Regions from separate parts of the Homo sapiens genome. Here region 1 is linked to region 2. A link is a contact called in ENCODE Hi-C or POLR2A ChIA-PET data. All regions are on one chromosome and are shown on one strand. The core of a region is the stretch at or near the end of the contact, and the rest is flanking DNA. Distances in the headings are between cores, read along the strand shown. Region 1 holds the start of SLC9A5 (solute carrier family 9 member A5). Region 2 holds the start of CMTM4 (CKLF like MARVEL transmembrane domain containing 4).

Region 1 (6,258 bases), core at 3,261-5,760, 550 kb before region 2:
GACCTGATAGCAAACAAATGCAAGGGGTTCTATTTCCTCATGTGTAAATGTGACAAACTACACAAAAGGGTTGCTATGAAGAGTCAGTGGGATAAGTAAGGAGAGAAAACCCAGTGTAGTGCCAGCATTTGATGGATTTATAATATTTATTTTTTAAATATCTATTTATTTATTTAAAAAAATAAATGTTTAAAATAATGAATTTCTTATAGACAACATATAGTTAAGAAAAAAAAATAATAATAAAAACAGAAAACCACCCAGACCTGGCCTGGGGAGAGCCAGGACAGCAGGCCCTTGCAGAAATGATGCACAGCTATGCCTCAGGGGAGACGGGCTGGCAAATGGCAATGTGGTAACAGAGGGCAGGAGGCAACAGAATGGTAACACAGGCTCCCCAGCCTTGGCAGCCCACATACAGCTGGGAGCCAGACTCCTGCTCAGCTGTTATGCTGCAGAAGCCCAGACTGGCAGAGACCTCAATGAGGCCTGAACCCCAGCGGGAGCACTGCCTTGCACTCCAGAGGGAGGGACCTAGGATGGAGCTTTCAGGGCATGGCTCACACCAGCATGGGCCTCCAGAGCTTGAGGAGAAGGGAGAGGGGTGATGGGTCTGGCAAAGCCCAGGTCTTAGGGTCACTCACCTACAAGTCCAGCCTGCTGCAAGCCCCAGAGGGCAGCGCCTGTTGTGAAGGCATTCCAGAGTGTGCCTACCACGGCATAGGTGAGGATGGCACCCAAGTTGTCAAAGAACAGCCTGCTAGGCATGAAATAGCCTGAGTCCAACACAATAGGAGGCAGCAGGAAGAGGAAGAAGGTGCCTGGCTCCAGCTGGTACTCAGCTTTCTTGGCCACAGCCAAAACAATTCCCCCTAGCACCAGGCCCAGCAAAATCAGCAGGCAGCTCTCAGGGACCAGAGATGTTACTTTCCGAGACAGGTGAAACACTGCAATGCAAAAAGAGTGCAGGATGGATCAGTTTATGGAATATCCTCCCACACACAGGCCTATGAACTCCCAGTTTTGTTTTTTTTTTTTTGAGATGAAGTCTCACTCTGTTGCCCAAGCTGGAGTGCAGTAGCACAATCTCAGCTCACTGCAACCTTCACCTCCCGGGTTCAAGTGATTCTCCTGCCTCAGCCTCCTGAGTACGGGGACTACAGACACGCGCCACCATGCCCAGATAATTTTTTTTATATTCTTAGTAGAGACAGGGTTTCACTATGTTGGCCAGGCTGGTCTTGAACTCCTGACCTCATGATCCGCCCACCTTGGCCTCCCAAAGTGCTGGGATTACAGGTGTGAGCCACCGCGCCTGGCCAACCTTCTAAGACTGGGACCAAGGGAGGAGAAATATGCAAGACTTCTAGAATTTCCAATCTCCAGGGCTACAAACCCTCCCCTGCAGTCAAAGTCATCTGTTTCTTAGTGCTCCTGTCACACTATGGTAACCTAGGCCTTTACTGCTTTTTCCCCTTCTAGAAATGTCCCTTCCTTTATACTTTCATCCTCAGGGGACCTCACCTTTCTCTGACAACCCTTATCCATAGCCATTATTTGAACCTCAGCTAATGCTACCCAGTATCTTTTTATATGTAAGAAAGCTGTAAAAATCAGGGTCTTTGGAGTCAAGTTGCTTGGATTCAAAGCTTAGTTCTGTGATCTTAGGGCAAATAACTTCATGTCTCTGACTCAGTTTTCTCATCAGTGAAATGGGAGTAAAAACGATAATGATCTCATAAGATTATTGTGACCATTAAAAAAGACAATCTACAGGCGGGGCGCGGTGGCTCATGCCTGTAATCCCAGCACTTTGGGAGGCCAAAGTGGGCAGATCACCTGAGGTCAGGAGTTCTGGATCAGCCTGGCCAGCACGGCGAAACCCTGTCTCTACTAAAAATACAAAAATTAGCTGGGCATGGTGGCGGGTGCCGGTAGTCCCAGCTACTTGGGAGACTGAGGCAGGAGAATCACTTGAACCTGGGAGGCAGAGGTTGCAGTGAGCCGAGATCATGCCACTGTACTCCAGCCTGGGTGACAGAGTGAGACTCTGTCTCAAAAAAAAAAAAAAAAAAAAAAAAAAAAGACAATCTACTCAAAAGCACTTAGCACACTACTTTACAGTAAGCACTCAATAAATGTTACCTATTATAATGTCCTCACTCCTTAACTAGACCAGAATGTATATTATACCTCCTAGGAGCTGTGTAGACTTCCTAGCCCAATGTGCTTTTCATTATATGGGCTCACTCAGGACTGCGTAGTTTTTAAAACTTTGGCTTTAGCAATCAGAAGATCTCCAGGTCTTCTTCCAGCCTTAGCACATTCTATGTGATCTCAGGCAAATTATTTAACTTACTTGAACTTCAATTTCTTCTTTTGTAATATAGGAAAAATACCCAGCATCAAGGGTGAGGATAAAATGATATAAAGTATGCAAATGTGCCTAGCATAATGTCAGACACATAGTATGTTAGACACACACCAAATGTTAATTAAATAGAACAGTTCTGTCTGTAGGAGGGGAGAAGAAAAGCGTTTCTAGCACTATAGCCACTCCTACTTTTGTCCTCTAAAATAAACTCTTTGGCTCTCCTTTAAGTCCTCAGACCACAAGCGAACACATCTCTCTCTACATAATCCCTGGGGTGTTGGGGAAGGAGACCTCTAAATTAGCCTCTGTGAGACCCTATGCCAAGACAGTGCCCTTTGGAAGCTGTACCCAAAGGGCCTAGAACAGTGCCTGGCACATAGTGAGCTCTATGTAAATATTTGTTTAATAAAAGGGAAAAAGTCTCCTAGCAATGAAGCTGGGGGAAGGTGTTCCTGAATGCTCTGCCTTTTCTCTTGTTCGAGGATTTTCTTTGACTTGTGAAAAGGAGGCTCTCTTCTCTTACTTCCATAGGAAATGTCATCCAAACTAGAAAAAGAACCATGATTTATGGGGAAAACTACAGTTTTTGCTATAAACCCTAAGACAGGAACTCTTCTGCAACTCACAGACTTAGCAAACCCAATCGTTGGCTCCAAACCTGAGGCTCTTTCTACTCTTACTCTCATTGCTGCTGGACCTCTAAGGTAAACATGGTCATAGATCTCTCCATACTTGTCCCTACTTTGGTCTCCCACTTCTCTCCTTCGGGGACCCTATTTCATCTTCATCTCTTCATGCATTAACCCCAGCCCCGAGATCCAAGCCCCATCACAGAACCACGCTCCCGGAAGGCATATTGAGTTCCACTTTCCATTATTAATCTCAGGCTGCCACAGCAGAGTGGAGAGTTCTGTTCCTGCCCAGCCCCCTCACCCCCTAGCAGTGTCCATGTGGGAGAAGAGGGGCAAATTCTAGGCTCTGGGTGATTCCTCCATGAAGGCTGTATTGGTGAGACTGGAGTACAGGCTGTGCCAGCATCCATGGGGAGAGAGTAGCAACGCTCAGCTATAATTAGTCACCCCCACAGCAGAGCCAGCACAACAGGGAGAAGGAGGAGGGTCTCTGGTGGGAGGAGGGACCACTGGCTGCTCAGAAGGGAGGAGGAAGGAGCAGATGCAAGGAAAAGCAGCTCTATTCAGGGAAAAAGAAGTCTGAAGCACAGCCTTCAATGCTGTCAGGACTGAAGAGGTCGGATGTATGAAAGCATCTAGGGTAGACAGCACACAGGAAGGCCCCGATACACGGAAGTTTCTTATACCCTGAAGTGAGAAGAATGTGGACCTGAACGTGGGTTGGGGGGGTACCCATACACAGGCACAAGAAGGCAGCAGCTTTAAGTGGGGAGCAGGGGAGAGCTGGAGGAAAAGTGGCAGTGTAGTTTCCCAAGGGAATGGACACTCGGACATGGTCTCCAGGGAAGGCTGCTTTTTCAGAACCAGGATGCCTGTGTTCTTGGGAGAACACCCTCCCCTCAATGTCCCCACACATCCTCACCAGCGACAGAGGTTTCTGGGAGGCTAGGGATTGGTGGGGGAGAGACCAGACTGAAGAGGGCCTACTGCAAGGGGAAGAGGGGAGCGGAGAGGGCAAAGGAGCCTACAGATGGAGTTGGGGAGAGCGGGGGACAGCCCTTCAGAAAGGCAAATCCTCAGAGCTCCCAGGGGAGAAGACAGGGACCTGGGACCCACAAGAAGCGATGCAGGAACTGGGCGAGAGCCCGGATTTGTGGAATCCAAACCTAAGTCCCAGCACCGTGCAAGAAGCCAGCCCCAATCTGAGGACCGAGGAGGTGGGGGTGTTGGGGGCGGGTCCGCCGCTGGCGGTCGGCCTGGCGCACGCACACACGCACTCACCGATTTTGGCCAGACTGGCCACCAGGATCCACAGGGCCACCAGGTAGGGCGCCTCCACCTCGTGCCACTGCCAGCGGAAGAGCTCTAAGCCTGGGGGAGGCTCGCCCGGGGACTCTGGCTTCTGGGTGGGCTCTTCGGCCGCCCCCGCCAGGGGCAGCGCGAGCAGGGACAGGGCGGCGCGCAGCATCCTGCCGCCTGCCCAGCCGCCCTCCCGGCACCGCACGGCCGCCGGCCCCGCGTCGCCGCCGCCACCTACCGGGCGCCCCCGCGTCACAGGCACGTGGGGCCCGCTCCCCCCAATCCCGGCTCCGATACCCCCAAGCCAGGTCCAGGCTCCGAGACCCTGCCTCGGACTCTCGTAGTCGGGGACTCTCTCCTCTTTCCTCCCTAAATCAGTCCCAGCTCCGGAAATTCCCCAGTGCAGCTCTCCCCCAAGTTCCACAACCTACTCCTTCGAGTCCGCGCCCCCAAACCTCCCCAAAACCGCCCCCACCAGATCCAGAGCGGTGCGCGGCCACGGCCCCCCTGGGGCAGCCCGCAGCGGGAAGGGCGGGGGTCTGCGGGGGGCGCGGTCAGGACGGGAGGGGCACGGCTCCTCCTCGGCCAGCGCTGCTGTGCGGCGAGCAGCACCCCCCTGGGACCAAGGCGCGGCCGGGTGCAAAACGCAGGGGACCGTGCTTGGCCGCCCTCCGCCCACGTTGCCAAGCCCAGGACCCCCTGCCGGCCCCCACCCGGACCTGAGCTGCGCACGCGCACTGGACGCTCCCCAAAGCAGTGACGGACAACGCTGCCCCCAACGTCCCAGAAACCCTAAGGCCCAGACTGGCCCAGCTCGTGCCAGGCGAAGAGGGAGGCTGTTCTTCATCTCCCAAACCAAGGGGCACCTGGCCCTCCCTTTCAGTCACACTACAGAGAACTGTCTCATCTCTTTGATGAAGCTGACAGGAACCTATGGAAAACCCAGCCTACTGATTCCCTTCAAACTAGGCGAGATGCACCCAACTTTTTCCAAATCTGAGGGGCATTCGGCTCATAGCGCCCCAAACAGAGGAGGACCGTCTCCACTTTTCATTCAGGCTGAGGGGCACCCATCCCACTTTTTCTCCAAAACTGAGGGGAACGTGTTCTATCTGCCCCCTCAAACTGACTCCTCCCAATCTTTTCCCAGAAAACTGAAGGGCATCCTTCCCTCTTCCTCCCACAACTAAAGGGAACTGATCCCACCTCTTCCTTCAAACTGGGTGGAATTTATTCTCACTTCTTGCTCCAAATTGAAGGGACCCCCTCTCACTGCTTTCCCTAAATGAGGAAACCACAGGGACTCACCCCTCAAATGGAAGGAATGAGGGCTATCTTGTCCCTCAACTGAGAGAGACCTGGCCGGCCACTATCTAAAGAAACTTCTGCCCCATCTGCCCTAACACCCCTCAAAGAGAACGCAGCCTCACTATCCCCAGACCAAAGAAAGCCTCCCCGCCTTCTGCGCGTTCTCGAAGGTGGGGCGCGAGCTCGGTTTTTCCCGCCCTCCTAGCCAGTGAACTAACGGGATTCCCATTGGGCCCTGTGAGTGGCTAGCGGCGGCCCCGCCTCCGGCAGTGGTTACCTCCTGGCGCGCACTCGGGGACTAATCTTGGCTCCACCCCCTTCCTCGGCCCCGCCTCCGTCTGGCCCCGCCCCTCCAGCCGCGTCCGGTCCGGCCGGGCCCGAACCGCGGAGCTACAGTGTGCTTTGAGTAGAAGCTGCACTGGGGCCGGGACTCGGAGGCGCGCTGCGTGAGCCGGCCGCAGAGCCATGGCGGGCGGGGAAGACCGCGGGGACGGAGAGCCGGTATCAGTGGTGACCGTGAGGGTGCAGTACCTGGAAGACACCGACCCCTTCGCATGTGCCAACTTTCCGGAGCCGCGCCGGGCCCCCACCTGCAGCCTGGACGGGGCGCTGCCCTTGGGCGCGCAGATACCCGCGGTGCACCGC
Region 2 (6,310 bases), core at 1,678-4,177:
TTGCCATTGTCTCCTTTCCCATTCCATTTTTTTTTTTTTTGGTAGCCCAGGCTGGAGTACAGTGGGGTGATCTCAGCTCACTGCAACCTCCACCTCCCAGGTTCAAGTGATTCTCCTGCCTCAGCCTCCCGAGTAGCTGGGATTACAGGCGCTCGCCACCATGTATGGCTAATTTTTTTTTTTTTTTTTTTTTTTTTATTTTTAGTAGAGACAAGGTTTCAACATGTTGGCCAGGCTGGTTTTGAACTCTTGACCTCAAGTGAACTGCCACCTCAGCCTCCCAAAGTGCTAGGATTACAGGCATGCACCATGGTGCCCTGCCTCCTTTGCCATTCTTTATCCCAACAGTTTAATGCCCAACCCCACCCCCTCAAAAAAATCCCTGTAACTGTCATTTCACTGGGATTTTGGGAGAAAGCAGAGGCAAGAGTCTACATCCAACCACTCAATGTCACCACCGTCTAGCACCATTGTCTATCTCAAGTTCTTAGTATATTGCTTAATCCATAGTAAGTGCCCAATAAATATTTGTTGATTTAGGGTCAGTCCTCTATATCTGTGGTTTCTGCAGCTATGGATTCAACCAACTGCTGATAAAAAAAAATTTGGAATAAAATAGGCTGGGCACAGTGGCTTATGCCTGTAATCACAGCACTTTGGGAGGCCAAGGTGGGCAGATCACTCGAGGTCAGGAATTCAAGACCAGCCTGGCCAACATGGCAAAACCCCGTCTCTACTAAAATCACAAAAATTAGCCAGGCGTGTTAGTCGGTACCTGTAATCCCAGCTACACAGGAGGCTGAAGCATGAATAATTGCTTGAACCTGGGAGGTGGAGGTTGTAGTGCGCAGCAATCATGCCACTGGGTGACAGAATGAGACTCCGTCTCAAAAAAAAAAATTATTTGGAAAAAACAATAAAAAATAAGCTGGATGTGGTGGCTCATGCCTGTAATCCCAGCACTTTGGGAGGCTGAAGTGGGAGGACTGCTGAGACCAGAAGTTTGAGACCAGCCTGGGCAACATAATGAGACCCCATCTCCAAAAAAAAAGAAAGAAAAAACAATTTAGCCAGGCATGGTGGTGGCATGCCTGTAGTCCCAGTTACTTAGAAGGCTGAGACAGGAGGATTGCTTAAGTCTAGGGGGTCGAGGTTACAGTGAGCTATGATTGTACCACTGTACTCCAGCCTGGATGACAGAGTGAAAAGTCTATTTTAAAAACAAACAAAACAAAACAAAACAGAAAAACAGGTGGGGCACGGTGGCTCACATCTGTAATCCCAGCCCTTTGGGAGGCTGAGGTGGGTAGATCACTTGAGGCCAGTAGTTTGAGATCTGCCTGGCCAACATGGTGAAACCCTGTCTCTACTAAAAATGCCAAAATTAGCTGGGCGTGGTGGTCCCAGCTGCTCGGGAGGCTGAGGTGGGAGAATCGCTTGAGGTGGAGGTTGCTGTAAGCAGAGATCTCACCACAGCGCTCCAGCCTGGGTGATGAGCAAGACTCTGTCTCAGAAAACACACACACAAAAAACCCCCAAACAACACACACACGCACACACAAAAATATAGATAAAAAGTAATACAGTAGAACAATTATTTAAAGTATACGAGAAGATGTGTGTAGGTTATATGTAAATACTACACCATTTTATATAAAGGATTTGAGAGCATCTTCAGATTTTGGTATTTGAGGGGGTCCTGAAAACAAGCTCCCTCTCTTGCCCCCATACAGAAGGACAACAGTATTAGAGTCACTGTCCTTCCTATCTTTGAAAAAGTTGAGGGCTGGGCATGGTCAGTCACACCTGTAATCCCAGCAATTTGGGAGGCTGAGGCAGGAGGATCCCCTGAGCCCGGGAGTTCGAGATCAGCCTGGGCAACACAGTGAGGCCCTATCTCTACAAAAATAATGATGATGAAAATAATAAATAACTTTTTTTTAAAAAAAGAAAAAGTAGGAACCTGGGCTCTGCCCACCAATGAACTGTGTGACCTTGGACAAGCTACTTCCAGTCTGCAGCCTTAGTCTCTTCTTCTGTAAAATAGAAATAACAACGATACGTTCTTCAAGCGCCTTGCTCAGTGCCTAGAACATGGCAAGCTCTCGGTATTTGTGGTTGTGGAAGGGTTCAATATCAAAGCGACACTTCTTAGTCAGTGTTTTACTTAGCTTAAAATTAGCCTTCACACTTGAATTGTAAATTGGTCCCTAATTAATGCCCTTCGGGGCAAAATCTGTGTTTAACCTTACTTTATGCGTAGACAGAGCTAGCAAAGCTTTTCAGCTGAGAGGAGAGGAACATGTCAGTCGCCTGGGTCAGGCCGGCGGGGACAACCTGCAGTGGGGCGGCTCCTCACCCTGCCCCGCCCGCCCCTGGCCTCGGAACCGGTTTGTTCCAGGCGCCCAGCGTGAGAACACAGGCACTTACCCACCTCTCGTCGGCCCAATAGTCTGAGTCAAGCCCACCCTGGCCACGCACCGTTCCCGGCACCCGGGTGGCGCAGCCCGTCTCTGTCTTTACCGAGAAGCTCCCCACCCTATGCGTCGAGGACCCCACTTTCTTCAAAGGAGAACCTGAGGCAGCGTCTGGGAAAGCAACTCCATGGCCTCCAGGTCCACCTCGACCCTTTCCTCAGCCCCAAGACCCCGCTGCCTGAACCCCATCGCCCCGCGTGCCGGGATCGCCAGCGCCCACCAGCGGCTCCCGCCCCGGCTCTAGGCGCAGGTGGGGGCGGGGCCAGGGCGGGGCCTGAGGAGCCGGCGCCCCGCCTCGCCCCGCCCCTCCCCGAGGCCCGCGGCGCCGCCGCCTCCACCTCGCTCGAGCCGCGGAGCGCCTCCGAGCGGCCGGCTGCGGCCTGGCTCCGCCTCTCCCGGCCCGGCGCGCCCGCTCCCGCCTCCTTCCCTCTCCTGGCTCCCACCTCCCTCCCTTTCCGCTGCCGAGGCGGCGGGAGCCGAGCCCGAGCGGACCGAGCCGCAGCCGCAGCCGGGCGGCGGGCGAGAGGCGGCGGCGGCGGGCGGGCCGCGGGCAGTCAGTCGGGCGGCGGCGGCGGCGGCGGCGGCGGCGATGCGGCGGCCCCGCTGAGTCCGCCCGCTCCTGGCGCCGGGAGCCAGCCGCGCGAGGCGGCCCGGGCCGGGCGGCAGCATGCGGAGCGGCGAGGAGCTGGACGGCTTCGAGGGCGAGGCCTCGAGCACCTCCATGATCTCGGGCGCCAGCAGCCCGTACCAGCCCACCACCGAGCCGGTGAGCCAGCGCCGCGGGCTGGCCGGCCTGCGCTGCGACCCCGACTACCTGCGCGGCGCGCTCGGCCGCCTCAAGGTCGCCCAAGTGGTAGGTGCCGGGCGGGGCCCCAGGTGCCCGAGGGCGGCCTAGCCGCACGCCTCCCTCCCCGCCCCGCTGCGGGGCCTCCGCCGCGTACCCGCTTGCCCAGGCCGGAGCCCGCTCCTCGCGCCCCCTCTCCCTCGTGGGGTCCCGGGACCACTCTGCAGCCTTCTCTGGGGACCCCGCCTTCGGCCAGAGCCTGCCCTTCCCAGGCCGGCAGCCTCAGGTGTGCGCCTCCTACCTGAGCACCTGCCTTCGGGCCTACCTGTCCGCTCCGCCCTCGCTCCCGGGAGTCTGTGGCGTTACTGGGCTGGGTGCTGCTGGGAATCCTGCTGTCTCCTGGGTACAGCTGGTCTTAGCAACCTGTGGCAGGTTTTCCCGGCCCGCGCAACCTCCGGACGGTGCCTGTTTCTGCCTGCGGAGACGAGGGACTGTGGTTTGGTTCCCACTTGATGTCTAGCTGGGTGCCAGGCGTATATGGTAGGCGCTTAGTAAGTATTTGCTGGATGGAGGCAGGTAGCCCTGATGCAGTGGAGGAGCCCAGATATGCCCACAATTCTCTACACTGCAGAGGTTTGTGTCCTTCTAACCAAGAAGACAGACTTGGCATCCCGGAATCCACCGCCCAGCACGGTGGCTGGCACTGCCCAATTGGTACCCAGAGTTAAATCTGGGAGGGCAGCCAGTTTTGGAGGTAGCAGAAACAGAGAACTTTCTGTTGGACTTGTCTGTAGTAGAGCTCATTTCTCAGGGTCCTGTGTTTTAGCTTCCAGGGTGTTCTGGGCAGGGGCCTCTCAGCTCTGTTCCTGCTTTGTGGTTTTGTAACATGCCTCTGCGGGCAATTGCTTAGCTCTGTTGTGGGCATGCTCTAATTCAGAAAAACCCGTGTGTCCCCCCAACATTCTCTGTCACAGGTAGGCCTTCTGAGGCCACCGGCCTCAAAACTTTATAGACTTCTCATAGCCAGAGAAGCCACTTGTTCTTGTTCTCTCTCTCTCTCTTTTTTGAGACCGGGTCTCTGTCGCCCAGGGTGGAGTGCACTGGTGCGATCGTGGCTCACTGCAGGTTCGACCTCCCAGGCTCAAGCGATCTTCTCACCTCAGCTTCCCGAGTAGCTGGGACTACAAGCACGTTCCACCATGCCGGGTTAATTTTTGTATTTTTAGTAGAGATGGGGTTTCACCATGTTGCCCAGACTGGTCTCCAACTACTGGGCTCAAGCGATCACCCCTCCTTGGTTTCCCAAAGTGCTGGGATTACAGGCATGAGCCACCGTGCCAGGCCTGGTCCTCCTTTTCCTACTTGAGTGCATAAGCATTCCTTGGGAATAATATAATGTGTGGATACCCTTTAAATAAATGTCCTGGCGTTTGTAAATGACAGAATCATAGGCTATTTTATGTCTCTCTTGGGTGAAAGGCTTGTTCTGCTGACTGCCAGAGGGTATTTTTGAAGGGCTTTATGGAAAGAAAAATGGATCAGATAATCTGTCTTCAGAATTTTAAATTTACCTTATCTGGTAAACTGGAATGTTTTCAAAGATGCATTGGTTTTTAGTTTGGCGTTGCTGTTAGCAAAGAGAATGTAGGAGGTGAAGGGAGGTGTGCAATTGCCTTTTTTTTTTTTTTTTTTTTTTGAGATGGAGTCTAGCTCTGTCGCCCAGGCTGGAGTGCAGTGACACAATCTTGGCTCACTGCCACCTCTGCCTCCCGGGTTCAAGCGATTCTCCTGCCTCAGCCTCCCGAGTAGCTGGGATTACAGGCGCCCACCACCACGCCCAGCTAATTTTTGTAATTTTAGTAGAGACGGGGTTTTGCTGTGTTGGCCTGGCCAGGCTGGTCTCGAACTCCTTACCTTATGATCCGCCCACCTCGGCCTCCCAAAGTGCTGGGATTACAAGCGTGAGCCACCACACCCTGCCTGCAATTGCCTTTTAAAAGAGGCAGCTAGCCAATGTTTGAGTATGGGGTGCCAGCAGCCCGTACAGATAATTAGAAATGAATAAGAAAAGAGCAGGGCTTGGTCAAATACCTTGCTTTGTTTGCACTGTGGGAGTTTGAAAGTAAATAGAACTTGTCCCTAAAAGGATCTAGTAAAAGAATTGAAATCTAGTTTGTAGACTGTTAGTTATTACTGCATTGCTAGGAGTTTATCACCTAAGTCCAGGGATGGAAGCCTGTGGCATTTATCATTACTTTTTGGTAAGGTACTGTTTTGTTGTAGCGTTGTTCTTTTCTTTTTTTCTTTTCTTTTCTCTTTTCTCTTTCTCTCCCTCGCGCTCTCTCCCTCTCTCTTTCTTCTCACTCTTTCTTTTTCTTTCTTTTTTAAACACTGGGTCTAACTCTGTTACCCAGGCTGGAGTGCAGTGGCACAATCTTGGCTCACTGCAACCTCCGCCACCTGGGCTCAAGAGACCCACCCACCTCAGCCTCCCAAGTAGCTGGGACCACAGACGCACACCACCATGCCCAGCTAATTTTTTGTATTTTTGGTAGAGACGGGGTTTCACTATGTTGCCCAGGCTGGTCTCGAACTCCTGAGCTCAGGTCATCTGCCCGCCTCGGCCTCCCAATGTGCCTGGATTACAGACGTGAGCCACCACGCCTGGCCTAGATTTGTACTTTTCATCCGGAAGAACTTTTGGGCCTAGCCCCCAGAATCTCGCCTAACTCTGTTGTTTGTTAATCTCTAGAACTTAAACTCTGAGAGGTTATATGTGGGTGAGTAAAGGAAAGGGACCTGCTTGAAGGGTATGGCAACTTCAAATGGTTTTGGTGTAGTTGGCTTCCCAGCCTTGATGAAAATCCCACAAAACTCCAAGAAATTGGACTCTAAATTTAAACTGAAAAGAAAATAAGAAGTCATTATGAAGATACTTCTGAGATGTTACAAAACTCAGAATCCATCAAGAAATATGAGTAAGTTCTAACTCTGCGGTTTGGAGAAAAATTTGACTTTTAAAAATCAGGAAGCTGAGGTGGGGGGACTG

The links. Hi-C counts contacts between places; a loop is a spot of excess contacts on that map. ChIA-PET counts read pairs that join two places held with the same protein, here RNA polymerase II (POLR2A). Pooled maps may share reads with other maps.
Region 1: a map of CD14-positive monocyte shows a loop between it and region 2 (4-fold over the local background). The contact joins the promoter of SLC9A5 here to the promoter of CMTM4 in region 2. A Hi-C loop is called at or near these places in 1 of 168 maps with a recorded cell type or tissue (CD14-positive monocyte) and 7 of 50 pooled maps. POLR2A ChIA-PET finds 5 or more read pairs at or near these places in 1 of 52 experiments (H1).

What each region holds. Positions count from the first base shown.
Region 1 is chr16:67,247,231-67,253,488 of GRCh38, reverse strand. It overlaps SLC9A5 (solute carrier family 9 member A5), which reads right to left and starts at 4,510. Exons shown (of 16, transcript NM_004594.3): 1 at 4,288-4,510; 2 at 645-947. The coding sequence starts at 4,474. FHOD1 (formin homology 2 domain containing 1) reads left to right here and starts at 6,008. Exons shown (of 22, transcript NM_013241.3): 1 at 6,008-6,258. The coding sequence starts at 6,079. RefSeq lists silencers at 172-354, 4,449-4,558, 4,859-4,948, 4,969-5,058, 5,701-6,070 and enhancers at 3,772-4,271, 4,272-4,773.
Region 2 is chr16:66,693,360-66,699,669 of GRCh38, reverse strand. CMTM4 (CKLF like MARVEL transmembrane domain containing 4) reads left to right here and starts at 2,927. Exons shown (of 4, transcript NM_181521.3): 1 at 2,927-3,330. The coding sequence starts at 3,145. RefSeq lists silencers at 2,285-2,364, 2,395-2,454, 2,695-3,034, 3,125-3,414 and enhancers at 2,885-3,724, 5,983-6,310.